2 separate regions of the Mus musculus genome follow, and region 1 is linked to region 2. The links are chromatin loops, found by intact Hi-C in ENCODE. Cell type or tissue: gastrocnemius. All regions are shown on one strand. Links, peaks and the distances in the headings refer to the core of each region. The heading gives the core; the rest is flanking DNA. Region 1 overlaps Wdr43 (WD repeat domain 43). Region 2 overlaps Spdya (speedy/RINGO cell cycle regulator family, member A).

Region 1 (15,111 bases), core at 6,665-9,164, 90 kb before region 2:
AGAATAATAAAAATAAATCCTTTCTAAATGAATTCAAATGTCTTTGGGACAGGAAGAAGAATCAGTCATGGACCTCTAGTGGCTCTGTCGCCTTGGACTAGCCTGGTCTCTGTGCAGTGCTGGTTCCCAGACACGTCACAAACTGCTTGAGCTCCTTCCAGAGCCTCTGTCCATCCAGACTTCCACTTGTAGATGGAAAAAAATGGCACTCATCGAAGGTAAACAGCTTGCCCAAGGACACAGAGGGAGGGCTAGGCCTGACCGGGACACCCTAGAGCTTTCAACATGCTCAGCTCCTTCACAGGAAAAGACCAGGTCAGGCCAGGCCCAAGTGTGCTGGAGCCAGCAGAGGAAAGAGCTACCAAATTTTAATGTATACCACTTCTCCTCCTCCTCCTCCTCCTCCTCCTCTTCTTCTCTTCTTCTCTTCTTCTTCCTCCTCCTCCTCCTCCTCCTCTTCTTCTCTTCTTCTTCTCTTCTTCTCTTCTTCTTCCTCCTCCTCCTTCTTCTTCTCTTCTTCTCGTCTCTTCTTCTTCTCTTCTTCTCTTCTTCTTCTTCTTCTTCTTCTTCTTCTTCTTCTTCTTCTTCTTCTTCTTCTTCTTCTCCTCCTCCTCCTCCTCCTCCTCCTCCTCCTCTTCTCTTCTTCTTCTCTTCTTCTTCTCTTCTTCCTCCTCCTCCTCCTTCTTCTTCTCTTCTTCTCTTTTCTTTTCTTCTTCTTCTTCTCCTCCTCCTCCTCCTCTTTTCTTCTTTTCCTCCTCCTCTTCTTCCTCCTCCTCTTCTCCTTTTTCTCCTTCTCCTTCTTCTTCATAGCAGAATGTTTGTCCTTGTGTTGCTTTTCAAAAAAAATTAAAGCTCTAAATAGATTTTTCCCCGTTTTTGGGGGGAAAAAAAAAAAGGTTATCTGGTTTTGCCCATTCACTTAAACAATGGGCAAAACTTAAACTTGGCTTTTAAAAACAAGCCAGCCACTCACAAGGCAGAGGGAGGCAAATCTGTGGGTTTGAAGCCAGCCTGGTCCACAAAGCAAGTCCCAGGCCAGCCAAGGTTATATAGTGAGATGTTGCCTGAAGTAAATAAATAAATAAATAAATAAATAAATAAATAAATAAATAAGAGAGAGAGAGGAAGGAAGGAAGGAAGGAAGGAAGGAAGGAAGGAAGGAAGGAAGGAAGGAAGGAAGGAAGGAAGACAGACCGGGAGCTAAAAAGATGACTCAGCAGTTATAAGTCCTTTCTACCAGTACTTCCTGCCTCCTCCCTGCCCCCCTGCCCCCCAGGACTGGAACTCTGTTCCCATCAACCATGTTGGGCAGCTCACAATTGCCTGTAAGTCCATCTTCAGGGGAGCTGACACCCTGTTCTGGGCTCTGTGGGCACCTGCATACACATGGCAGACACACACACAGAGATGCACAGTCACATACATAAATAAGATTAAATTTTAAAAAAGACCCACAAAGCAAGTATACAGAGCCTGGTGATGCACTGTTGTAATTCCAGCACAAGGAGACAGAGGCAGGAGGATCGGGAGTGAGCTCATTTGAGAGTCTTGAGACTAGCTTGGGCTATGTAAGACTTTGCCTCAACAAGAAAAGACCTAAGTGCCTTGTGAACCTAAAAATGCAGGGCAAGTTTCTACAAATGAGTGCCTTTTTCTTATAAACATGTCTGCTTGCAGACCCAAAGACTTTAAACCCAAAAGAAATATAGTTTTGTAATGGAGGCGATTTCTCAGTCCATATTTACAAACACCTCTGAAACGCAGTGCTGTCCTGTGAAACTCATGAGGCACCATATGCAGCAGAGCTGGGTGGATTGCAGGAGGAGGGCCCTCATGTGACAGGACTGTCTGGCCCCTGGATTTATCTGCACACAGTCACAAGAGAAGTCTGGAAGAACACGTGCGATTACACTGGTTTTGCTTACTTCAGGATCAAAATTATTGGTAAGCTATTTCCACCGGTATATATAACCCTGGCTGTCCTGTGGTTTGTGGTATAGACCAAAATAACCTCGAACTTAAAGATCCACCTGCCTCTGACTTTCTTTTTTTTTAAGATTTACTTATTTATTTTATGTATATGAGTATACTAAAGCTGTACAGATGGTTGTGAACCACCATGTGGTTGCTGGGAATTGAACTCAGGACCTCTGGAAGAGTAGTCAGTGGTCTTAACTGCTGAGCCATCTCTCCAGCCCTGACTCTGACTTTCAAGTGCTGAGATTAAAAGTATGCCGGACTTATTCTTTTCACTTTTCCATATACTTGAAGTTTTCAAAAGTTTGGAGGGTGAAAAACAAAACTGCCGCTGAGTGAATGTGAGCAAGTCCATGCGGAGAAAAACTGTAGGTTGCTGCACAGCGCAAGGCGGTCCTCCTTATGGACATGAGGGGAAACACGCAGTCTCCAGCACTTAACTGTTACACAGTACAAGTCGCCTATGCTGCTTCTGCCAAGCTCCGGGTTTGCTCAGGCTGGTACACTGAGCATGTGTCCCGGCCCAGGACGTGAGAATATCAGCTTGGCCAGGTTGGGGGGGGGGGGGGGGTTAAGGGGGCGTTTCCCACTTCAGAGGAGCTGGAGAGAACTGGAAGCCGCAACCGGAAGACTCTGTGTCCTCCAAACTGGGATATATTCCAGCAAAGAAAGAGCTGGAAGCACCTCGGAGATTCCCGAAGACTGAACGGAGAACGTTGACAGGTTCGCTGGCGAGCATTCTCATGCAGCCCCACTTCCTGCCGGGGATGGTGCGCTGAGTTTCCCGGAGCAAGACTGACACCTTGTGGTTCACTTTGATTTTGACGATTTACACTTGGACCCCAAAAAGAAACCAAGACAACCCGACAGAACTAGGGAAGCCCTGGAAAAGTCCCATTGGCGCAATTCCACCATGTTCACGAAACTTGAGCAGCACACAAGAATAGACTACAAAATCCACAGCCAAGATGTCCACTGGAAGAAGGAGCCCCGGGTCCTGAGAACAGCCATGCTCTCTCTACCTCACCCATTTGGTTTCTTGCAAGCTGAAATCTCTTGGTTAACCGAGTCGAAGACCTCAATTCTAAGGAGTTTTAGTTGCAGGTTTCTAGAATGCATCTATCAAGCAACTATTTGTCCTGCCTTTCCTGTGAATATCACTCATTCATGAGGTAAGAGCTGGCAGGCTCTGGTCATCTGTTCCAAGGTAATTAACTACCCAAGTCTACGGAGGTGGAAGCAACAGGCATGATCTTTCCAAAGTTAAAAAAAAAAGGGCTGGAGAGATGGCTCAGTGGTTGAGCGTTGGCTGCTCTTCCAGACAGCTGTCTGAACCTCCAGTTTCAGATCTGACTCCCTCACATAGATATACACAAAGACAATGCAGACACAACAATGCACATAAAATAAATGATTAAAATAATAATCTTTCTTTTCTAAATAAAGAGAAATGTATTCAGTTATAATATTCCGAGAAATAAATTCTCATAAACCTATTGGCTGGCCAAAGAGCAAATCAAATTTCCATAGGACTTATGTTTAACTTGTGGTCAGGAGGGTTTGCCGTGCGAAACTTGACCTGAAATCTGTAAAGCCAAATGAGAGGCAACAAGATAGATTTATGGAAATCTCAAGTACCATAGCCTGTACCCGGAATCCTACCCATCTGCAAATGTTATCATCTTTATCAAATCTGCTGCACTTAGAGTCACCTGGGAGACACTCTGGGCGTGGCTGTGAGCATGTTTTCAAAGAGGATTAACTGAGGAGGAATATCTCTCCTTGGTTACCACCATCCCATGAGCTGAAGCCCCAAACCCAAGGAACAGGAAAAGATACAAGAAGTGAATGAACACTAGCAGTCATCTCTTCCCACTTCCCGGAAGTGAGCACGGTGTGACCAGCTGCCTCATTCCTGCTGCCGGGTTTTCTGCGCCATGATGGGCTACATACCCTCAAAACCTTAAGTCAAAACAAGCCACGTTTTCTGAAGTCAAGCATCCAATTCAGCATCCTAGAAAGATGCTGGCACAGCACCTACACTGGATCATGAGGGCCCAGGAAATGTCCTTATTTTACCAGGACACTAAAAGCAGTCTATATATCATTGATCAGGAAATGTTCCAACAGTCTGAAACTCCAGGGTGGGACAGCGTCTTAGGGTTTTACTGCTGTGAACAGACACCATGACCAATTCTTATAAGGAGAACATTTAGTTGGGGCTGGCTTACAGGTTCAGAGGTTCAGTCCATAATCATCAAGGCAGGAGCATGGTAGCATCCAGGCAGGCATGGTGCAGGAAGAGCAGAGAATTCTACATCATCATCTGAAGGCTGCTAGAAGACTGGCTTCCAGGCAGCTAAGAAGAGGGTCTCAAAGCCCAAGCCCACAGTAACACACTTCCTCCAATGAGGCCACACCTCCTAAGAGTGCCACTCCCTGGGCCAAGAATATTCAAACCATCACTGACAGGGATTTGTATTGGAGTCCCCACACCATGAACTGATCTGGACACAGTTGAACACTGCAAAGTAGTTTTGTTCCTAAGTTAGTTAGTCCTCCAAAGTACATTGCCTAAAAAAGCTAGACCACAGACAGCTATAAACAGTACGATACCATCTATGTGGAGAAAAAGAACCCAATTGCATCTCACCAGCACAATTGCATCTGTCTGTAGATCCACGGAAGAACTGCTACCTCTGCACACAGTTGGAAGAGGATTCGGGGTGGTGGGCAGCAGGGCACTGGCCTAAGCCACAGCCTCATCTTCTCTTTAGAGCAGTGGCTCTCAAACATAATGCTGCAAACCTTTAACACAATTCCTCATGTTGTAATATTATTTTTGTTGCTACTTTGTAACTGGAATTTTGCTACTGTTATGAATTATAATGGAGATATGTTTTTTTTCCAATGGCCTCAGCCAATCCCCATGAAAGGGTCATGACCAACATGTTGAGAACCACTGCTTTAATGGTATGCATTCCACATCACTTGCCTGTAAGCCTATCAGCTGAGTTTGAGCTCACAGATCTGCCCACCTGTTGTCCTCTGACTACACACGACATGAGATGCAAGTGTATGAGTGTGTGCATATACACACACATACATGCTCACACAAAGAGGAGAAAATTTTCTACCATTATACAATGGTTACTGCTGTTACAGCTTTGTCTTCCTCTAGTAATCTTGGTATTTTCCAAAGTCTCTTCAATAATGTCACACTATCAGAATATAGGTTTTTTTTTATTTTACATTTTTAAAATTATAATTTAATTACATTTCTCCCTTAAACCCACCCCGCTCTTTTTCAGATTCATGGCCTCTTTTTCTGAATGTTCTTGCAAGCATACATGTACACACACACACACACACACACACACACACACACACACACACACCTACCTCCCTGACAAACCATGGGCTCAATATTCTAACAAATGTCTGAGGTGACTAACTCCCAAACCTGTGGCAAAATACCTACCTTTTCAACCAAGAAAACTGCAGACAAAGGGCCCAGGAGCCTTTAAGGACACTAAGAATGGGGGAGGGGTTGGGGTGCAGGGGGTGGGGGCTGTGGCACAACACCCTAGTCTCTAAGGCCTCAGCCTGTAGAGATACTTATCCAACCTTGACAAGCAGATGTTGGGCTAGAGGTTGCCACCATTCATCAATATATAATCATGCGCCCAGATAATCAGCAGCAGGATGGACAGTGAGTCACGTGAATAATGTAGTGTGGCATGCTGGGAAATGGCCTTCACAGGAATCATGTTAACTTCACACACCTACTTAATTTCCAAACCTTCAGCATTAAAAACTCAAAACCCCAAACCAGAAGCCTTAACATCTACTCACATAAACGCGTCCCATATTCAGTAACTGTCTATATCTAAGGCATCCGTCACACAAGCCCAGGATTTCTGGGACTGTATTCACAATTTATGTGAACTCACCTAATATCAAAAATAACACACAAGCGGAGGGAGAATATTCTAGGTTAAGAATTACCATGAAAACCAACTATGACATGTGATCATGGACAGTGGTTGCAGGCTTCAAAGTTTCCAACAATAAAGTAGGAAGATGGAAGACAACCAGACAACCAAAGCTCATTCTCAGCTGGCCTGGCACAACGACAGACTAAGTGCAACTCTTACCACAGATAGATTAGATAAGATAGATAGATAGATAGATAGATAGATAGATAGATAGATAGATAGATAGATAGAAACAGACAGACAGACAGACAGTGTGGATCTTATCAGACATTTCTAAACCAAAAACTTCCTTTGTTGTCTCCTCATACCTAATTAGACATAAATGCTTCCTGTTTGCCTAGAACCTTGACATATAAAGTTGCAACCCAACCAGCAGAGACTAAAAAAAAAATAAAATAACCACCTGTCACTGGAGTGAGATTTAAAACAAGATGCCTATTGCTCTACTGTTGCGAACTTGATAACACAGCAAGCCTTCAAAGTATTTCCCTGTGAATTCTAGGCGTGAAACCACCTTAAAACCCTTCACACCATAGGCCTAAGCCCAAACACACACCTGTGCACTCTATATACACCACGAGACACGCGCTGGGTAAAGATGAGTATTTATTCACTTTACAAAGAGAATGGTATTAAATTGCCATAAACAGCTCCATTTATAGACAAATAACAACTGTACATCAGTCGCTCCAGCAGCTTGCCCAACATGCCCTTCCCGCTTCGGCTGGGCAGCCTGCTCTGCCCCGGTGGAAGTCCTCCCAGAGAGCATTCTTACAGTCACGGGTGGGAAAGACACGCATCTGCTTAGTCCTGCAGAAGGGAGCTCTCCGTCTGCATCCCTTGCTGAACACCAAGTTAAGTTAGTACTGGCCCACTCCTTAGAAACAAGACAAATTACTGGTAATTTGAAAAAGCTGTGTAGCACACCAAAATACTTATTTATACATACATAAAAAATCTTGAGTCAGATTTATCATTTTGAAAGATAAACAGATACCCTAGCCCTGCCAAGAGTGGGCAATGAAAAGGAACGAAAACGTTAAATTATTGAATTATAAAAATAGTTTCTTTGGAAAAAAATTCCAGTAATGTTATTATTAATATCTAAAACCAAAGAGAAAAAATAAACAATTGTTCTCTGATCCATTAGCAATTTAAATAAAAATGGAAACCTCTTCAAAAGCAGCTAGGACTGAAGGGTTACAGTCGCACGATGAGCAGGTCTCATCTGTACACTGATGAGTCTCTACACTCTGCAGACAAGAAACCCCTTAGTATGGCTGAAGCTTTGCTTCTTTAATTACCATTATTTTGTTTTGTTTAAAAAAATATCTCACATGACGCTTTAAAAAATAAGTGGTTATTTGGGGAAGCACTCCAACCACCCAACTGGATCTGAGTCAGACCAGCATTGAGTGGACACTGGGATTTTATTTCTGTAAATCACAACCATTTTCACTTTAACTTAGTTATTCCTTCATGAAAACGTGTCAAATTAGACGTGCCGGATTAAGAACAATTCATTAGTGCCGCTTGCATTTTGGACTGGATGAAAGATACCAACCTGAGATGAGAACCGACTCCTTTACAGCATTCAGTTCCTTACCCCTATGGTATGTCTGTATTCACCTAAATCAGTTTCCAACAGAACCAATCATACCAGAGTATTATATTAGAAAAATATACCATATATTGGACACTCATGTCAGTACATTGCAGAAAGTGTGTCTATTTACTGTGTAAAGTTTATTAACATTTGAATGAAACACTCTTATTTACACAGTTAAAGTCTGGGGCACTCAGGACAGGAAGGAAGTGTGGGAATTGCCTGTCAACTTGGAAGCATATGGTGGCCTCTTGTTTTCTGGCACAGGGCAAGCCTCCCTGGGAGGATGCTATAGGCAGCACTGGGCAAGGCAAGCCAGGCCTCTCGTGTGACTGGCTGGCTGCATCTGTCTTCATTCTTCTTCACTCTCGTTTTCAGGATCTAAATCCGAATCTCCATTTAATTCTTTTTCACTTGACACTTCTCTGTCCTCCTCATTCTCTTCTTTGTCTTCCATGTCCTCATCTTCCTCCTCATTGTCTTCATCAACGCCCTCATCTTTTTCACTGTCTTTGTCTTCATCTTCGTCCCAATTATCCTGGTGGAAATAGCAAAGAAAGGAATTTGTGAAGCTCCCTGACAGTGAGGATAGAAAAACAGACGGAGCAGAAGACATCACTCACATCAGAATCCTTCTCTGGAACCTCATCGTCAGACTCCTCCTCAGAAGACTCTGGAAGACAACAGCAGAACAGTGCTGAGACCAAGTGTGCACTGGTCAGTGAGTAGCTCTCTTGCTGTCTGCGCGGTTACATCAGGACACTGTGTGGCCCAGACGGTCCTGGGGCTTGCAGTCAGTCGCCCTGCTTCAGCCACCTAGGCTGAGATTACAGGTATAGGGCATACATGTTCTAAGTTCAGCTTCTAACGTTACTATGACTCTCAACCCCCTTGTTTTTTCTGAGGCAGGGTTTCTCTGTATAGCTCTGCCTGTCCTAAAATTCACTCTGTAGACCAGGCTGACTTCAAACTCAGAGATCCGCCTTCCTCTGCCTCCTTAGTGCTGGGGTTAAAGGCGTGCACCACCACCACCTGGCTTATTACTCCTGTTTTTAAAATTTATCTTTATTTTAAAATAAAACAAAATGTGCGTGCATTTGTGTAGATGCCTTAAAGAGTAGCTGCCAGCAGAAACACGAGGGTACCAGGGAGCTGAGTTTACAAGAATCTAATGGGGATGCTGGGAATGAACACACTCTTTACCCCTGAGCCATCTCTAGCCATAACATTAATATGTATATGCACAGAAACATTATTTCAAGTATCAACAGCCTATACAATCTCACCTTAAAATATTCAATCATTTTTGGACCACCAAGTAGACAGTGGGTGTGTAAATATTCTACATAAAAAAATGACGGGCTATATATCTATCTAAAACAACTGCTTCTGCTGCACGGTTTGTGACCTGTAACAACAACAAAAGTACTATATACAGGAAAACAACCTGTTGTTAATTGAACAGTTTTGAGAAATGAAACATTCTAGATTGTTACCTAAGCACCTGGGAAATGCAGGGAGGAACAAGCTGAATGGGCTCTTGTTTAAGGCAGCACAAAGATGAAAAACCACCTGCAGGGTGGACTGGAAACCTGACTCAGCCTCCCTCATCAAGTTCAAAAGATTTTCAGCATTTTCAGGATAAACTGAAGTACTTCAGTGGCTAAAGGACATTTTCTTTTCTTTCTTTTAATTATTTTCTTTATTTATTATTATATGTAAGTACATTGTAGCTGTTTTCAGACAATCCATAAGAGGACATCAGATCTCATTTCGGATGGTTGTGAGCCACCATGTGGTTGCTGGGATTTGAACTCAGGACCTTCAGAAGAGCAGTTAGTGCTCTTAACTGCTGAGCCATCTCTCCAGCCCCCTAAAGGACATTTTCTACTCTTCCAGAGGTCCTGAGTTCAATTCCCAGAAACCACATGGTGACTCACAACCATCTGTAATGTGACTTGATGCCCTCTTCTAGCATGCAGATGTATATGCAGAAACAGCATTCATATACATAACATAAATAAAATTTAAAAAACAAACAAAATCCACAACCATACACAGAAGCAGTCTATGGAGTTAAATGGTGTCTCTTCAGTAAGTCTCCACCACTAGGACCTGAAAGACTTTTACAAGCCAGGTTTAATGCCAGGTCAAGGCTCGAGTCTGGTATGAATAAGCAGAAACACTTTATACTTAATAAGGTTTTTTGTTTGTTTGTTTGTTTGTTTGTTTGTTTGTTTTAAAAAAGGAAAGAAAAGAGTAAACTGGCACAGGATAAAGTTAAGGCTCCATTCCCAGTACCAACATGACAGCTTACATACATACATACATACATACGTGCATACATACTTGAATAAATTAATCTAAAAACAACTAAGGAAGTAGCCAGGCATGGTAGTGCATGCCTCTAATCCCAGCACTTGGGAGACAGTGGGAGGCAGATCTCCGGGTCAAGCCATGGCTCTAAAATGAAACACTGTTTTTCTTTTTCTTTAAGGCAGTTGATACCTAAAAATTGTATTCCTACACTTGATCTTAAATATCCTGACCATGTTTATTTATTCTAAAGAAAATAAGTTCTATAAGCCACTGTATGCCCACACACATGCTGCTGCTCAGTAATGAGAGACACTGTGGTCATGAGTTATGTGTGTGTCTCCACCTGGGGCTCTTGCTAGTATATCATGTGCGTATTACATGATGCTGTGCTGGGGGAATAAACCATCCCCACTAATGAAGAACTGTTCTGTTTGTAATTGTTACAGTATTCTATAAATAAGACTATAATGGTCAAATCAATGCAACTCTTCTTACTCGAGTATTTTAAAGCCCGTTTTCTCCAGCCTTAATATACTCATTTGCAAAGCTGAGGATCCCCCAATGATTTTATTTATGAGTTAAGTATCATAATGAGATATTTATCTCATTAAAAATTAAAATCCAATTTTTAAATGTGAAAATATATAATGCAATTACAAATATTGCTGTCCACCTGATATATATTTTAATGAAAAATGTTTTCAAAGGGGGGCCTCTTGGTGGTGCTTCACTTTTTTATTTTACTTTTTTACACAAACTTCTTGCGGCTGCTTCCTCCTTCACCTTTTGAAATTCAGTGCGCCATTTAAATTTTCTTAAGAAAACCTAGCTCCAAGCAGTAAGAATCCAGAGAACATCAGACCATACCAGCCCATGGGGCCCTGCAAGCATGCCCGAGCTGCGCTGACATCACGTCAGGCACTTGCTTCAACTCCTAGAAGCACCCAAATCAAAGTGGGTGCAGGGACATTCCATTACAAAGGACACACAGACACGCACGGTCCCCATGAGCTCCCACCAACCTAACTCTGACATTTACAACATGTCACTGTATGAAGTGCTACCCAAGGACGCAGTCACTATACTTTTACACTTAGGAGGCTTTTAAAAGGCATGAAAAGTAAAGTGTCCAGTGTGACACAGCAGCCTTCTGCACCTCCTGAATGGTCAGTGTTCGAAGCACTTCCTGCTAGGCTGTTGCCTCTGACACAGCCTGTCATGGACGCTGCCTGCCAACAGCCCACAGCCCACAGTTCTATAGGTCAGGGCTAAGTCACACTTCTACCCCTGCTCACCTACAACACAAGTACTGTGATCATCTTGACTCACTTAAGCAAGCAAAATATTAAAGTATTTTAGAAGTTACTAACAACTTTAAAATACAGGGAAAATTACTGGAATATAGAGGAATATTTTTTTCTATAAACATTCTACTTCACGTTTAGACAGTTTCTAGTATTCCTAGTTTTGACTGCTGCTATAAGGTTTTTCTCTAAAAACTTTCTATGAAGTTACTGGGATATAATAATCCTTTTTGCTGGTCTTGGTGTTTAGAACACTTGCTGATTTGTGTATCACCTATTAACAACAGCTGACTGAAGATTCTGTGTCTGAAGACAGATACAGTGTACTCATATACATTAAAAAAAAAAAAAAAAAAAAAAAAAAAAACCACAGTCAGCTATTGGATGGATCACACGGCCCCCAATGGAGGAGCTAGAGAAATTACCCAAAGAGCTAAAGGGATCTGCAACCCTATAGGTGGAACAACAATATGAACTAAGTAGTACCCCGGAGCTCTTGACTCTAGCTGCATATGTATCAAAAGATGGCCTAGTCGGCCATCACTGCAAAGAGAGGCCCATTGGTCATGCAAACTTTATATGCTCCAGTACAGGGGAACGCCAGGGCCAAAAAGTGGGAGTGGGTGGGTAGGGGAGTGGGAGGGGGTGGGTATGGGGGACCTTTGAGATAGCATTGAAAATGTAAACGAGGAAAATACCTAATTAAAAAAAAAAACCCATAACAAAGCCTATCACTGCAACCACCACCCTAAAACATTAATTGTAGAAACAACTGTCCACGCCATTTCTAGAAAGGGAGGGGAAGCACAGACTGAGAGGAAACCAAGGCCACCAGCCACCAGCCACCAGCCTCTAGGCCAACCTTTACCTTCTTCATACACCAATTTTGCCTTCTGTCCGGGAGAGGTCATTTTTTTCGATTTTTCTGATGCTGTAACCTGAAAGAAGCAATTACAAAGCAATTACAAGCTTCTTCCAAGTATAGACATTAACACACCTACTTTATCCTCCCCAACTGGCCTCTTCCATAGGAATGAAGGACCCAAAACAATCTGGAACAAACATGAGACAAATATAAAAGGGAAAGTGTGACTCTGTAAGTGTTCAGAAACTGGGCAGTGGTTAGACTATCTTACTGCACACTGTTAACTAGAAACCCTGTGACTCACTGCTCACGGTAAGCTCAGCTAAACGCACAATGCTGAGTCTGGGCATGTAGCTCAGTTGATGAGTGCTCGCCTGGGCTTTGTGCAGGCCTGCAGCTGGAGGTAGAGGCAGGAGTAAAATCTCAGCTACAGAGGCTCACAGCCAGCCTGGGGAAGAAGGAATGAAAAAGAGGCAGGGTGTGGACTGTCTGTCACTCAGGTAACTCCCGAGTTCAAGCTGGGACTCTGACTTGCCAACTTCTTACTGAACTCGGTCTCTCACTACTTGGGTAACTCTTCATTGTCCTCACCACCCCCAGGTGGGAACCCCAAACCATCTGATTTGCTCACTTGCGTGACGAGAAGAATGAGTTTTCCATGCAGGTTTGAGAGTTTCTGGAAAGTTTTGACTCTGCTTTCCATCAGCTGGTAGAGTGTTCCCAGCTGCTCTACTAGGTCAGGCAACTAGGAGAAGACAGACAGACAAATAAGCACTTGGCATCATCAGCACATTCTAAAGAGGACACAGGAGCCAGCCCTACACAAGCAGGTGTCACAAGTTCTAGCAACAGAGGGTTTGGACACAGCCCAGCAACAACAAACTTTCAAAGAAAGCCCTTGGTCTATCCTGGCAAGAAAATCAACTCAAAACACACAAAACATTAGGTAGAGCAGGTGGCAGCATGAAATCTCATACATTGTTCAATTATTTCAGATAAGGTCAACAGAGGATAGATATAAAAAATACTTCACTACACATCCCTTAAGGGCCTTTCCTGACTCTTGCTCGGTCGGAACCCAGCGCATCATCTACGCTTGCCATAGGCTCTGAAGAGCCAGGCACTCCTCCTAGCTGTCAGGACAGAGCCATGGAGGACAAGGTGAACCTCACATACCACACTGCACACACCACTCCTATTAATGAATCCCATCAATCACACTGAAGAATTCAACAGGAATCCTGTAGATGGGAAAGGATGCTATACTTTGCCCTTTAAATTAGCCTTTCCTGGCCTTATTTCTGACATTTGAACACAAAACCATTACTGCTTGTTCCCCCTGTTCCAGCATTCTGTCAGCACTCATCCCAGACTTACAATAGAATGTGTGCCTGTTTGGAAGCACTGTAGGAAAGGAGCCTAAGGTACAATAAAATAAAGGAGCCTAAGGTACAATAAGCAGGCAGGACATTAATGAGACTATACAGGGAGAGGCAAGCTGAGCTGCAGTGATGGCTCAGAGGCTAGAGCCACACAAGTAGATCCTCAGAACCGGTATACTTGTCAGGTGGGAGGGACAGCCTGCATACAATTCCAGCCTCAACTGGCAAGTCTTGGTTTGAATGAGACCTTCCCTCAAAAATTAAGGTGGAAGAGTAACAAAGATTCCTGACACCACACACATGTAATGTGCACACATATAGTCCCACATATTCGAATGCATACTATAGATATACATGTAAAGGAGGGGGGGAACCTATAACTTAATTATGGAATGTTTCCCTTAAGCCATATATTAAAATTTTCGAGGAAAATGTACCATAAATGCTAAGCAAATAAAATTAGGATTTTTTTTAGTTTAAAAATCTAACTGACAGCCATGTGTGGCAGCTCACGCTTGTAACCGCAGTACAAAGACAGGTCTGGCCACACAGCGAGTTCCAGGCCGGCCCAAACTACAGAGTGAGACCCTGCCTCAAACACAAAACAGAACCCTCAGGATGGGGCTGCAGAGAGGACTCAGCAGTTGGAGGGCTCGGATTTGGTTCCCCACACACGGTGGCACACAGTCATTGCTAACTCCAGACCCAGGATAGCCAATGCTCTGCTCCACAGGCATCTGGCATATATGCAGACAAAATACTCATACACAGAAAATAAAATAAAGAAAAACATCAATACAGGCCAGTGAAATGGCACAGTAAAGTGGTTTATTGGTAAGCCTGATGACCTGAATCTGATCACCAAAACCTACATAGTAGAGAAAGCTCTGCTGTCCTCCGACCTCCACAACTCATACCATGGGCAACCCTCAACACAGATACAAATAAACAATTTCTTTAAAATTAAAAACTCAAAACATAACAAACATGCAAATATACCAAAGAGTCCAATCTTATTATAACAGAAAAAACTTATTTTCCTGGTATTAAGATTTTTCCATTTACTTGATATATCTATCTATGTATTTATTTCGGTGTTTTGTGACATGGTTTCTCTGTATAAAATAGCCTCAGCTGTCATGAAACTCACATTATAGACCAAGCTGACCTTGAACTCACAGAAAGTCATCTTTGCCTCCTAAGTGCTGAGGTTAAAGGCTTGCTGTAAGATTTTATCTCCTACCAGGAGGTGATGGTGCATGCCTTTAATGGCAGAGCCAGGCAGTGCTCCGCTCCGTGAGTTCCAAGACAGTCTGGTCTACAGAGCAAATTCTAAGACAGACAGGGATACGGAATGAGACCCTGTCTCAGAAACAAACCAGCAAGCAGCCCAGCAGCCCAGCGATGATGATGATGATGGTGATGAATAAATAACAGACTCTAAGCAAAGGGCAGCTTTCACATCTAACCCTTACTTAGCCTAGCTGGGTTGTTCACCCTCAGAAGACTCACCGTAGATAGGTATGATGCATGGATCGTCAGCACACACTTCAGCCACTGAATCATTAAAGCAGCACTAGCAAAGAGGAGAAAGCCAAGTAAAGAAGATGTTCAGGGGTTCAAAACCAAATATAACAAACTAGAACAGATCAGTGAAGGC
Region 2 (15,111 bases), core at 6,487-8,986:
ACCACACACACACACACACTATGTATGTATATGTACATATAGAACGTGTGTATTTTTTATTTGCATACAATTATTGACCATCTTTCTTCCAACAAATATTCAAGGGAGCTGAACACACTAAGGGGATGGGGGTTGGAGAGAGAGTTCAGCTGTTAAGAGCAGTTGTTGCCCTTTCAGTGGACCTGGACTGGGTTCCTAGCACACACACCGAAGCTCACAAATACTTGTGTCTCCAGTTCCAGAGCATTTAATGCTTTCTTCTGATGTGGGCACCAGGCACACATGTGGTATGCATACATACATACATACATACATACATACATACATACATATGTGCAGGTAAAATACTCATATATTTAAGTCTAAAAAAAATTTTTTAAATAATTCATTAAACTGGATCCAAAGAGAAAATAGAGCTCAAGTGAGAAAAAGCAGACATAGCCTAATAGAACACCATGCAGTTAATCTGGTTATTGACAATAGTTCTAAAAAAAAAAATAGTGGGCCAGGCGTGGTGGCACATGCTTTAATCCCAGCACTCGGGAGGCAGAGACAGGAGGATCTCTGTAAATTCTAGGCCAGCATGGCCTATGTAGTAAATAAGTTCCTGAACAGCCAAGGCTATGTAGAGAGACCCTATCTAAATTAGAAAAAAAAAAAAAGAAAGAAGGAAAAGAAAAAGCAACAAATCACAAAACTCAGTATTACCTAAAAAGGGAGCATATGTTCTTTAACAATAGTAACAGAAAGACAAGTCATGATTTAATGATACTTTTTTTAAATCTGAGAAATAGAATAGTTATGCTTTTTAATTCCCCAGATAAGATACAAATGAATTTTCTAAGTTACTATTGAAAAGTTTATATGGAAGCTAGATATCAGAGAAAACAGAACAGTGAGAAGTCATTACATATGCAGCCAGTCAAGATGTGGCTCTGGTACTTCTTTGGGTGGGCTTAAGTAAATCCTAATATCCTTGGGTCCATGGTCTCATCAGCTATAAAGGAAAAATGCCTCCATCCTCAGAGACATCTTTGTGAGGATAAGCAATGCATATTGAGTCATAATATAGTCTTAGTTCCTTTTCTATTGCTGGAATAAAACATTATGAACAAGACAACTCATAAAGTGTTCAATTGGGGGCCCACAGTTGCAGAGGGACAGAGTCCATGACCATCATGGCCACAGGCAGACAAGAAAGATACTAGAGCAGGAACTAGGAGCTCATACGTTGATCCACTAACACGAGGCAGTGAGGGTGAACTGGAAATAGCACTGGGTTTTGAAACCTCAATGACGTACCAGTGACACACCTCCTCCAACAAGACCACACTTCCTAATCCTTCCAAAACATTTCCTCTAACTGGAGACTAATGCTCAAACTTAAACGCCTATAGGAGCCATACTAATTCAAATACTATAAATTTGAATACCACAAATACGTATTACTATTATAAGCACATTGGTAGCTACTATTCCACTTTAACTTAATTAGAATATAAGGCTAAAGATTATTTTGACTGACAGTATGCTAGTACCAGGATTTCGGTAACAAATGTTTAGGATGCCTAATTTCTAACAACATATCTTACTACTTAGCCTCAAAGTATTCAAACCTATGTGGATTCAAGCCAGACAAAATTCCAGCACTCAGAGGTAAACACAAAGTCCCACCTCAAACCAAGAGGATCCTTGTAGTTGATGCTTACTGGGAAAGAGGGGGTCATTTTTCTCCAGTTGAATGTCACTGGGTGTATCAGCCACAGTTAGGGCTGCCGTAGAGAGTGACCAGTGTGCTGGGCAGTGGTGACGCACGCCTTTAATCCCAGCACTTGGGAAGCAGAGGCAGGCGGATTTCTGAGTTGGAAGCCAGCCTGGTCTACAGAGTGAGTTCCAGGACAGCCAGGGTTACAGAGAAACCCTGTCTCGAAACCAACCCCCCCAAAAAAATAAATAAATAAAAGAGAGAGAAAGACCAGTGGAAAGATCCCCATGCCTACAAAAAGAAAGAAAAAAGAGGAAAGAATGAAAGAAAAAGCCAGGAGTAGTGGTTCATGCCTTTAATCCCAGCAGAGGCAGGCAGTTCTCTGTGAGTTTGAGGCCAGCCTGGTCTACAAAAGAGAGTTACAGGACAGCCAGGGATACACAGAGAAAGCCTATCTTGAAAAACAAAAAACAAAAAGATCCCCATGCTTTCCATTAAGAATGGCAAGTGCAAAGATCCTACACTGTGAATATGCCTGGCTCAGTTGAGAGCAGTAAGGAGGCTGGTGTAGCTGGAAGACTGCATACAATGGGTTAGAAAAGAGCACAATGAAGAAGCAAGTGAGAAAGGAGGTACAGACGGCAAGGCCAATGTTGTCTTATACCCTATAAAAGGTGGGAAGCTACTGAGAGCTTGGGGTGGGGACTAGAGAGATGGACCAGTGTTTAAGAGCACTGAACTGATTTTCCAGGAGTACTCAGTTTTATTCCCAGCACCCACCTGATGGCTTGCAACAGTCTACAACTCTAGTTCCAGGAGTTCTGATGCTCTGTTCTAGGGTCTGTGGGCACCAGGTACGTATGTAAAATACCTATACAAATACAACTTAAAAAAGAATTTACTGTATGGAGGCTTAACAAATGATGACTTTCACAGTTATATAAAGAGCAGCCTATAGGAGAGAAGATTATGAAACTCTGTTGCTTTTGTTTTAAGGAACTAGGGATTGAACCCAAGGCTGTGTGTATGCTTGGCAAACACTCTACCACTAAGGTACATTCTATGTTCAGAAAACACTGTTTGCAAAGTTATGACAATTAAGGCAACCAGTGATAAATAGTGGTAGAAATGCTAGAAATAGTAGGATGCTAGAGTTTTTAAATGTAAATTTTATTTTTTGTGTGTAAGGGTGTTTGGCTGCATGTGTGCCTGCACCACTTGTATGTCTAGTGTCTGGTGCCCACATAGGTCAGAAAGGGGCATCAGATCCCCAGAAACCGGAGTTACAGACAGTTGTGAGAAGCCATGAAATTGAACTAGGAGCCTCTGGAAGAGCAGACCTGCTTTTAGCCATTTAGCCATCTCTCTAGCCTCCTGAATAGTTTTGAAAGCAAGGATATAAGGGGGAAGAAAAAGCCAAAGATACAGTTTTGTGACATGAGCAATTAGAAGGATGGAGCTGCTCTTTACTAATATATAGAAGAGTGTAAAAAAGCAAGTTTGTTGGTTTGTGTATAGGAATCAGGAATAGACTTTTACACATGCCAAGTTTAAGGGTTCAGTCGGACAATGGGATAAACAAGCAATCTGATATGCAGATCTGCACTTAGAAGATACCTTTAGATCTCTATGTTCAAGTCTTCTGAAAATATTTTTATGTGCATGAGCACATGCCTCTAGGGGCCACTCTTAGGAGTTAGATTCCTAGGAGTTAGAGTTGCAGGTGGTTGTGAGCTGCCAGATATGGGTGTTAGGAACTGAACTCTGGTCTTCTGGATGACTAGCAAGTGGTTTTAAAGTGCTAAGCCGTCTCTCCAGTCCCTCATAGTTAATGTGTTGAAGATGAACAAGATCATTACTAAGTTAATTCCAGTCAAGGCAAGAAAAGCTCTCAGGACTGAGCTCTCAGACACCTTAATAAGGCTAGCGAGATGAAAGGGGGCTGACAATACGTGGGGAGACCCTCAATCCCAATACTCACTGAAGCACATGAAGGCACAGTAGCAGAGAACTAAGTGTGCCAAAGGCTGCTAAGGCGAGGACTGAGAACTAAAGCTAGTCTATGCTTTGGCAACATAAAGCTATCAGGAGGCTTTGACAACGTTCTGTTGAACAGTGGAGAAGAGGCTTTACCTAACAGTTCTAAAGAGAATGGAAGAGAAGGGAACAGAAGCAGAGTAGCATGCACTTGGAGAAAACTAGAGTGTTTAAATAGAGCCCTCTGTCATTCTCAGAGTTGGCAAGTGGCTATGTAACTGCCATTTATTTCTTCTTGAGACAGGGTCACACTATATAGTCCAAGTTGACCTTGAACTTTAGATCCCTCTGCCTCAGTCGCCTGAGTACTGAGATTACAGGAAAGGACTACAACATTGACCCAAGTAGAGACATATCAAAGGCACACAAGCAGTAGAGAGAGCCATAACTTACAAGGTTCTTTCAATATCATGTAACTGGATTGAGTTCAGTTTGAATGACAGTACATTAATTTTAGAGTCCTTGTATAGGCAACTTTTATCTTTTCCCATTGAATTTAACTTTGTATAGTCTTGGCCTGCTATATAGTCTTTCTTTTATTTTCTGCCCTCTGTTATTTCTGAATCCTTGCAGTTCCTCCAAGAGTCAATAATCCGAATTTAAATATGCATAATTGTATCTTCTCTTATTAACAATTATAATTAACAACACTAATTCTGGGGAAAATTCTGTGACATGCAGCTAAAGTCTTTACTCAAGTTCAAAATCAGTTCATCAGTTTGGGCTCCTTTGTTCTATGGTTATTTAGCTGGGTAGGATTTAATTACAGAATTATCTAGTTTACATTTCTCAAAGTTCTGAAACAGTAATACAAGAGTTGACAATAGTTGTTGCTTTCACTTGATTTTACTCTATAACTTTTGTTGTCTAAAATACTAATAAAAACATTTGGTTAAAATAACTTACTTATAAATAAAAGTATCTTAATAAACTCTGACATTAAGAAAACAATGTGCTGGGCATGAAGGTACATACCTTTAGTCCCATGTATTGGGAGACAAAGACACTATGATCTTTGTGAGCTAGCCTAGTCTACATAGACAGTTCTAGGATAGCCAGGGCTATAGAGGCCCTGTCTCAAATAAAATTTAAAAAAATTAAATTTTAAAAAAGAAAACAATGCATTTTTAAAACTTTTATCTGCATTTATTTTATGCTAAATTTATTCCCATGCCATAAGTTTTTGTTGCTTCAGTTTCTTCTGGGATATCTTTTTCTTTTTGTGCACCCTCCTCTTCTGGCTTTGAGACAATTTGTTCCTTTCAGTGAGGATCATCTCATCAAGGCAGGGAAAGCTCACGTATCCAGCCATAAGCTCTGGGAGTTTGTCCACACCTTAGGTGCTTTGTTCACAGTGTATGCTCAACGACTGGAGAATCTACATCTAAATCCTTAAGTTCAGCATTACTCTATGGACTTTTAAGCATGTGCAGCAAAAATTCAGCACTCATTTTTGACCAACGACCCTGTGTCCAGCACTACTGTTTAGCCTGGGCACACCTACCAACTCTACCATTTATACTGCTTCTTTAAAGTAACATCTTTCAGATACTTGGTTACTTTTCAGGTATGATACCCTTGATGGCCTGGGCAGTTTAATGGATGTTCTTAGAGTGAGGAAGATTTGACCTCTTGATTTGCATGATTTTGTAGGGTTTCTGGATTAAGAGAGTAGCAGACCATCCTCAGAAGTCTCTGGCCGCTTACAGGAAGAGGAAGTGGGAGGATTACTGGGAGAATTCATGAGACCTCAACTTCTCGCAAAAGAATATATTCTTTGAGAAAAGAGGTATGGATTTTAGACATACTTAAATTTATTTAATTTATATAACCATGCTGTTGGCGTCAATGTTGAAAACTTGAAAATTCAAATACTTTAGTGATTATTATTCAACTCTTGTTTTATAATAATAAGATGCTTTAGTATATCCACAAACATTTTACCAGGATACTGGTGATCTTTTAGATGGGAGGAGGGGGACAGTACAATAAGAATAATATAGAAGTAGTCTGTTCTGAAAAATGGATATTACAATTTTGAATAAATGTGATAAAATTCAAACAGAAACAAAATATAAAAGTTGCAGTCATAATAATGACCGAGGCTAGTGATCTCCATACATAAAGACAGACATAGATCATTAAAAACTAAGTAGGAGGTCATAGTGTCATGATATACTTTTATCCTAAAACTGAAGGGAACAGAATAGGACTATGAGTTCCAAGGCAGGCTGGGATAATTGCAGGAATCTATCTCCAAATAAGGAAGAAAAAAAACAAAACCAAACTAAAATAAATAAATCAAGGAAAATTATATAAACGACGATAGATTATAAAAAGTGATTTTAAACACTCACCTCTTCACAGCATCGCCTGCTTACAATAGCCCTATAGTCAATTCTGTCCCAGAGTTGGTCCCTTAACTTTAAGAAATTAGGGAACAGTTTTCTCCAGTTTTTCCCTAAAGCCCATGGAAAAATTTCATACTTGGCTTCTTCTTCATCTTCTTCAACCGTATTAGCCAGATACCTAACAAATTGGATCAACAATCCAAAACAGATATGGGTAAGGGCAAGAACAATAGATAATAATAATAAAAAAGAAAGACTTACCAATACATAAAGGATACTCATATCTAAAATGCGTAACAGAAGCAGTGATACAATGAATTGTATACCTTGTTGCACCTTCTAGGTGTCTCTGTAATCCTATAAATTTTGAACTTTGTTCTGGGATGCAAGTAAGTTACATTGAAACAATCTCTCTTGAGGTATTTCTGACTTTGTAGATGAATCTGTAAACAGTGTTCAATCTGGACCTAGTTAGCTCCTTCCCAAATCAAGACTTTTCTAGACTATTTTTCTTACTATTCCAGGAACTGTGGCTTTTTTACCCTGGCTGAGAACCGTTTATAATTATAGATGAATGACTGTAAGGTAGGTATTCTCTTTTTTTAAACTTTCTTTGGGCTATCTTCAAACAGCTCCCTCATACACATTTGGAAGTCAGTATTTTGCCAAATACTTGAGGGGAACCAGACATAAAAAGCAGCAGAAAAACACAAACCATGAGGAGAATAATCAATCAAAGCCAACCCACAACTGATACATAGGAGGACACCAAAACATTTATAACTTTTTAATATAATAATTTATCCTTATTTTATGTTTGTTAGTGTTTTGCCTGCATGTGTGTGTTTGAGGATGTCAGATCTACTGGAACTGGAGTTACAGACACATGTGAGCTGTCATGTGGGTGCTGGGAACTGAACTCAGGATCTCTGGAAGAGCAGCCTGTGCTCTTAACCACTGAGCCATCTCTCCACCCACTTACTATAACTATCCTTTATACTCAAAAATGTAGATAAATTGATACTGTCCTTGTAGTTGAATAATAAATGAATAAGAAACAAGAAACCACACGAAAATTATATGATGGCACACCATAGCTGAATTGCTCAAAAATATTGATAAAAATCTTTAAAAGCAGTCAGAAAAGAAAGACATATTAAGCTAGTGTGTTGGCACACATCTCTAATCCCAGGACTTGAGGAGTCCAGACAGTGGAATCATGAGTTCAAAGCTATCCTTAGCTATATAGTGAGTTTGATTCCAGACTGAGGCACATGAGACTCTGTTCCACAAAACAAAAATGAGGCAAGATATTAATACATGAATAAAGTTAATAATGGAAGAGATTCCCAATCAGAAACAGTTCAGGCTCCATAAGTCACTTTTACAACAAAAACATTCCAAACACACACACACACACACACACAAACAAACAAACAAAAAAAAAACCAAGACAACATGAGCAGAGCAGAACCCAAAATTTAAACAGAATACAAAAATAACAGTCTATGGGCTGGAGAGATGGCTCCATGGTGAAGAGTGATTGCTGCTCTTGCAAAGGACCTGGCTTCAGTTCCCAGTACCCATATCTGGCACCTCATACCTCTAACTCCAACCCAGAGAATCTCACACCCTCTTCAAACCTTTCCAGCCACCAGCCTGTAAATGGTACATATAAACTCACACATATACATATTCACATACTCAAATAAAGATAACTAATATGTTTGTAAAATAAGGTAATTTAAAAAAAAAGAAGGCTAGGCAAGGTGGCACACTCCTTTAATCCCAGCACTTGGGAGGCAGAGGCAGGCGGATTTCTGAGTTCCAGGCCAGCCTGATCTACAGAGTGAGTTCCAGAACAGCCAGGGCCATACAGGGAAACCCTGTCTTAAAAAAAAAACAGGTAATAAATATATATGAAAAATTAAAAATAGTATACATAAAATACATAACAAATAGAAAAATCAAATTCGTAATAGTAGATAAATTTAAGAAATATCCAAAATGTAGCTCAGAGAAACAAATATACAAAATGTGTAACATCATGGTGGTTGCCACTACATTGAGTACTATCAACTATCTATGTGAATCTAACTGCTTCTTTTGTATCCTCCAGGCAAAAGGCTAGAAACAGTCATTGTTGCCTGTGTCAGATCCTGAGTAGCATGAAGCTTATATATGGTTCAAAGTTTCCCATTGAAGATACACAAGCCACAAGCTACCCTGCAGCAGTGACACCAAACAATAATGTAGTTCCTTAACTCAGGCCATGACTACAAGATCCTTCATATATACTGCCACTGTACCACTAACCTGGGAGCTCTTTATCTTCCCCTCCTCCGAATCCTATGTCTACTCTCCTGTTCAGAAGGAATGTGAGCATTCAGGGGCAGAGGGCAAGGGCTCTACCTTCACTCCTTGAGCCCACCCAGTAATACCTTTCCTTCATGTCCTTGATGCCCAGGGTGCAGACATTGTACAAAGGTTTCTTTCTTGTTCTTTTTGTTTGTTTGTTAGACAAGGTCTCACTATGATGTCTTGGATACCTGGAACCTGCTGTGTGGACTAGGATGGCTCAAACTCACAGAGACTGAGTGCTGGGCTTAAGTCACGTGCCTGTGCATCTGGTGGGTGTGTGGGGTGGGCTAAGACAGGATCTTTCTACAAAGCTCAAGCTAGCCTGGAATTCCCTGTGTAGTCCAAGCTACATCTAGGGTCATTCTACCTCAGCCTTCTGCATACTGAGAGTGTTACAGGAATGGGCTATCGAGTGTGTAAATTCCTAGACAGAAACACCTACACACATTAAAATCTGTCAGTGTTTGGGCAAAATAACTCCAAATTATTAAACAGATTTGGAAAGCAGAATGCAGCATATAACAGCATATTTAATGGATTTCAATGGAAGCTAACAGAGGAGATAGGGAAAACTTGAAGGATAGTAGCTAGAATTTTCTAAGGGTTCTTTGTTGAAAGGTATCTTTAAGTCAAGGAAGTTCATCTAATTCCAAGTAGGTTCTAACAACATTTTTTAAAAGGCTTAAAGTTAGATAGAAAGGAAGGCTAAAGATCTCAAGCATATTAGGCAAGTGTTTTACCACCAACTAAATTCCATTCCTCTTTTTACCTTTTCTTTTAAGGAAAGATCTTTCTAAGTTGCTTTGGCTGGACTTGAACTCATTCGATAACTAGGTAAAGGAGAAAGAGCATGTAACTAATAAATGCAGGAGAGGATGTGGGAGGATGAAGGAGTACTGCTGGCATGGTCGCAATGCCTGTCACCTCGGCATTGGCAGGAAGGAGGATCAGGTCAAGATCATCCTTGGCTACACAGGGAGTTTGGGGCCAGCCTAGGCTACAAATACTTGTCTCAAAAGATTTTAAAAAACAACAAGAAGAAGAAATTCAGGTGTTACAAGAATACTGAAAGAAAAAATTACATGACTATATAGAAAGAAATTGTGAGCTTTAGAACTGTGGCTAAGAGAGGCTTAATGAAAAGAGATACTGAGTCTACATATGATTAGACACAGGATGGAAATTATAATTCAGGTTACCTAAAATATAATATAATACAATATGCAATGCAGTCTTCAAAGATAACTACACAGTAAAAGCTAAATAGCACATTAATGGCTATAACCACAAAACAATTGAAACAAATCCAATTTCATACTTCTACATGGATTTACACTAAAGCCATTTTTGGCTTGTCTTTAATTCTTAGGTGGAGAAAAACTACAGAATAGTATGGTATTGAATATGGTACAATATTGAAACATATAAATGGAAAATTAACAGCATTAAGGCTGAGTTTTGCTCTTGAGAATATCATACATGCATTTCTATATCATACATGCATTTGCATCTCTGCTTTTTTTTCTTGCTCAGGCTGGCCTCAAACGCACGCTCCCATCTCAGCTTCCTACATGTTGGGAGTATAGGTGTATACCACAATAGCTGGCCTCCTTAATAATTTCCCTGACCTTCAAAGTGCTTTATTGTCTATAAAGTCAAAGTATTTCCTTGTCTATAAAACAGGAATTAGAAATGTATTTCACAGCCGGGCGTGGTGACGCACACCTTTAATCCCAGCACTCAGGCAGAGGCAGGCAGATTTCTGAGTTCGAGGCCAGCCTGGTCTACAGAGTGAGTTCCAGGACAGCCAGGGCTACACAGAGAAACCCTGTCTCGAAAAAAACCAAAAAAAAAAAAAAAAGAGAGAGAGAGAGAGAGAGAGAGAGAGAGAGAGAGAGAAAAGAAATGTATTTCATAAGAAGCCTAAATGTGCTGGGCTGAGGTGGTGCATGACTTTAAGCACTCTGGAGGCAGAGGCAGGTGGATCTCTGTGGGTTTGAGGCCAGCCTGGTCTACAGGAGTTCTAGGATAGCCAGAGCTACACACAGAGAAACCCTTTCTTGAAGAAACAAAAAACAAAACCCAAGAAAACTAAAAGTATAAGTATATAAGATGTGGTGATTTATACATACCATTCAGAATTAGCTATTACTATTAAATTCTTCCAGTTTACCAATCATCACCAGATGTTAAATTCAGCTCATTTTTCCTATGTTCTGGAAAATGTCTCTCTAATTAATCATAGATCAAGCTCTTCTGGCCTAATTTCTTTACCAATTCTGATTCTGAATTAAATAGATGTTGAGTTAAATAAAACTTATTTCTCAATGCTGACAGCTATTGTGATACTCCAATATCGTTTTATTTATTCATTTTTATGCATTTGAGTGTCATGCCTGCATGTATATCTGTGAACCATATGTGTGCCTAGTGCCCACAGAGGCCAGAAGAGGCCATCAGATTCACTGGATTTGATGGTTGTGCTGGGAATTGAACCCCAGTCCTCTAGAAGAGCAGCCATCTTAAAATGGTTGAGCCAATCTCTCCAGTCCCCAATACTGCAATGCTTTTATACAGTTCCCTAATTTAACATTTAAAATTATGTACATACATTCTAGCTGCATCGTTGTATCCAAGTATAGGGTAGAAAAAGGATATTCTTTGTCTTTTTCATTTTTGGTTTGGGAGGGGGGGTTGCTAGTAACTGAACCCAAGGCTTCATGTATATAAGGGAAGCACTCTACTTCCTGGCACACCACAAGTTCCAAAATGTACTCTTAAATTTAAGCTTTCCCCTTATAAAAAACCAAAACAAAACAAAAACAGTGCTGAATGAAGCCAGGCAGTGGTGGTGCACATCTTTAATCCCAGCACTCGGCAGGCAGAGGCAGGTAGATCTCTGAAGTTAAGGCCAGCCTGGTCTAGAGAACAGGTCCTAAGACAGCCAGGTCTATACAAAGAAACCCTGTTTTGGGGTGGGAGGGGGGCAGTGCTGAGGAGTGACCCCAGAGCTTACTGCATACTAGGCAAGAATTCCATCACCAAGTTTTATCTCCAGCTCTGAAATTATATTTTTCCTAACTAAATTATGCCTATAAATTAGAGAAGCACATTATTAGAAACAATTTAACAGATAGCAAAGCTAAGACTAATTAATGTGATATCAACAGAAAATCTGGAATATAAACAATATTCAGTGTTTGATGACACCATCAGTGAACATGGAAGTATTAAGTATGCACAACTCCTTTTAGATACAGACTACAAAGAACATATGCAAAATATTTTCCACAAAGGCTCACATTATAAAAGTAAGATGATGGTTTTATTACATACTAACTGGCAATTTAAAGGAAAATAGTTGGAGCTGGAGAGATGGCTCAGTGGTTAAGAGCACCCTCTGCTCTTCCAGAGGTCCTGAGTTCAATCCCAGCAACCACATGGTGACTCACAACCATCTGTAATGAGATCTGATGCCCTCTTCTGGTGTGTCAAAAGACAGCTATAGTGTATTCATATAAATAAAATAAATAAATCTTTTTTGTTTTGTTTTGTTTTTTTCCAGACAGGGTTTCCCTGTGTAGCCCTGGCTGCCCTGGAACTCACTTTGTAGACCAGGCTGTCCTGGAACTCAGAAATTCGCCTACCTCTGCCTCCCAAGTGCTGGGATCAAAGGCATGCACCACCACGCCCAGCTAATAAATCTTTTTTTTTTTTTTTAAAGAGAATAATCTGTTGCTGGATGTGGTGGCACACACCATTAATCAGCACTCAGGAAGTAGAAGTAGTGGATCTCTGTGAGTTCAAGGCCAGCCTGGACTACAGAGTGAGTTCCAGGACAGCCAGGGCTACAATGAGAGATCATTAAAAAAAAAAAAAAAGAAACAAAACAAAAATCCCAATGTGTGTGTGCATGTGCTTGTGTGTGTGAGAGAAAGAGAGACAGACAGACAGAGACAGAAAGAGACAGAGAAAGTGTGTGTGTTGGAGGAATTTATATGAGAGCACTGTAAAAAATGTAAAAGACACATTGTAACCTGAAGTGGGAACAACAAATCTTTGGCATGTAATGTAAGGCCAATGAAAAGAACATAAAACTATCCTATTAAAGTGAAAAATACATAATTTTCCCACACAAGATGGCCTATTAACAATAGCCATAAAATTTTAACATTTCTGCTTTAAATTACAAGTCACATATATTAAAATGACCAATAAAACTCATTTAGTAGAAAACATACTTACAGAGCAATAAAGAAATTTATCCTGGTATGCTCATTTATAGTAAATTTAGCTCTCTTGAAATAAACAAAGGTCATAGCCAAAAGATACTACAAGGAAAAGTTAGAAATTAGTATTAATGGTTTGCTTTCTCTAATATCACTGCTATAAAATAGTTGACTTTAACCCTTAAATATTTATCTGTATACAGTCACCTGAGTACTTATTTTTTGGTCCCCAGAGTTAATCCACTTGAATCGTTTGAGCTGCCAATAATTACAGTTACCAATAATTTATTATGTTTAGCTAAGAGGATTTCTAATTTATTTTTATAGCTGGTGCATTTTAAAACTAAAACTCCATTTTTTTTTCTATCTTAAATTTCAAACTTATAAAGAAGTTGAAATAGTTCAGTGAGTAGCCAAACATCTTTTTTGATTTTTGTTGTTGTTGTTGTTGTTGTTTTGTTTTTGTAGCCAAACATCTTTCATGGAAATTCACCAATAGTTTTAAAACTGTATAGCAAGGCCTAATTTTCACTGAGAAAACACATTTTAAATGTCTTATTACAAAGACACACAATTAGCTTATTAGAATATATGCCAAGATGATCTAATGGTTCAAATTTGAAACAAGTTACAAAATGAATATTGTTTTTCTCTCTCATACTTATTCACTATCTTGATGATTCCAGGGCTTCCCTTCATTTCTGAGTAAAGGATTTTTGAAATAATATAGTCAAGAATTCTGGGTTAGTTACTTTTCAAACACTGCCCCCTGCTGTACACCAACATTAAAGCACTTAAACTGTACTGTTTGCCACTGTACTGTTTACTCAGTTCTAAAGAAACTGAGTATTTGATTATATAATTACTGTTTATTTGAAAAGTGATACTTTGGGGCTGGAGAGATGGCTCAGTAGTTAAGAGCACTGACTGCTATTGCAGAGGTCCTGAGTTCAATTCCCAGAAACCACATGGTGGCTCACAGCTATCTGCAATGAAGACTGATGCTCTCTTCTGGGGTGTCTGAAGAGAGCAATGGTGAATACATAAAATAAAAAAAAAAATTTAAAGAAAAGTGATACTTTGATTGTTTTAAAAATTTACATTTTTGGAGATATAGTTTTACACTTACTTATATATCTTTATTTATGTATGTATGTTATATGTCAGGTGTGGAGATCAGAGAACAATGGAAGCCTGTTCCCTTCTTCCCTTCCACATGTGAAACCTGGGATCATCTTATTCATCGGCTTTACCAGCCAATGCAGTTGTATGTATCCCACCAGCACCAAATTATCAAATGTTATGATAAGACATTAGCATGCTTCAGCTTTACCTCAAAATAATTTACATTCCAGAGAAGAAACAAGAATAGTCACATTGATTATTTTTAAGAGCCACATGGAAGGTCTTTGTTTTTATTATACGTTGTATGTACTTTAATTTTCCTAAATTAGTTTCCAGAGGCTGCAGAGATGCCTAAGTCACTAACAGCACTATTCTTCCAGAGAACACAAAGTTTGATTCCTAGCACCCAAATGGTGGCTCATAACTATCTATTGCCCTAGTTTTTGGGAATTTAATACTCTTTTAGTTTTCTTTCTTAATTAATTTATTTATTTATTGTCCTCAAACACCAGAAGAGGGCATCAGAACCCATTACAAATGGTTATGAGCTGAGAATTGAACTCAAGACCTCTGGGGTTTTTTTTTGTTTGGCTGTTTGGTTGGGTGTTTTGTTTGTTTGTTTTTGTTTTTTGTTTTTTGTTTTTTGTTTTTGAGACAGGGTTTCTCTGTGTAGCCCTGGCTGTCCTGGAACTCACTCTGTAGACCAGGCTGGCCTCGCACTCAGAAATCTGCCTGCCTCTGCCTCCCAAGTGCTGGGATTAAAGGCGTGCGCCACCACTGCCTGGTTAACTCAGGACCTCTGGAAGAGCAGTCAGTGATCTTAAGCACTGAGCCTTCTGTCCAGCCCCAGATTTTGGTTTTTATTTATGTCTATGTGGGGGGGGGGAGATGTGTGCACATGAGTGTAGAAGCCTGAGGAAGCCGGAAGTCATCAGCTGTGAAGCTGGAGTTATAGGCAGCTCTGAGTTATTTGATATGGGTACTGGAAACTGAACTCAGGTCCTCTGGAAGAATAGGAAGTGCTCTTAACCATATTCTCCAGCCTCCCAAATTAAAAAAAAATAAACATTTTTATCTTTGTCACATTTATGAAATAGCCTTCATTTTGACATTTACTATGAAATCACAAGCTATTCTTCTGAACATTCCTTTATTTTTATTTTAACTGTTACTGAACTTGATATATGACTGCCCATTATCTAAATAGGTATCTACAAAAATAAAATGACAACTATTCAGCAGACTCAAAAACATAGAAACAAATATTGAAATATGTCCACAAAAAAGCATTTATCATCACTAT

The links. A loop is a pair of places that touch in the nucleus more often than their neighbours do. Peaks named below come from ENCODE experiments on the same cell type or tissue, not always from the same donor. Only the 100,000 strongest peaks of a DNase experiment are listed, where the experiment ranks them.
Region 1: a loop joins it to region 2, with 5 times the contacts of the local background. A loop is called at or near these places in 3 of 42 quality-filtered maps.

The regions. Positions count from the first base shown.
Region 1 is chr17:71,650,484-71,665,594 of GRCm38, reverse strand. It overlaps Wdr43 (WD repeat domain 43), which reads right to left. Exons shown (of 18, transcript NM_175639.1): 14 at 14,964-15,027; 15 at 12,701-12,814; 16 at 12,073-12,142; 17 at 8,205-8,254; 18 at 6,564-8,119. The coding sequence ends at 7,934. Among named protein-coding and RNA genes, the nearest start is that of Togaram2, 15 kb to the left of the region's middle. In gastrocnemius, for the core only: no CTCF peak of the experiment used is centred there; a DNase peak (open chromatin) is centred at 7,856.
Region 2 is chr17:71,560,177-71,575,287 of GRCm38, reverse strand. Spdya (speedy/RINGO cell cycle regulator family, member A) reads right to left here. Exons shown (of 7, transcript NM_029254.1): 4 at 12,700-12,785; 5 at 6,100-6,271. It overlaps Trmt61b (tRNA methyltransferase 61B), which reads left to right. Exons shown (of 6, transcript NR_027952.1): 4 at 5,396-5,531; 5 at 6,618-6,678. It also overlaps the pseudogene Gm18140. Among named protein-coding and RNA genes, the nearest start is that of Spdya, 16 kb to the right of the region's middle. In gastrocnemius, for the core only: no CTCF peak of the experiment used is centred there; no DNase peak of the experiment used is centred there.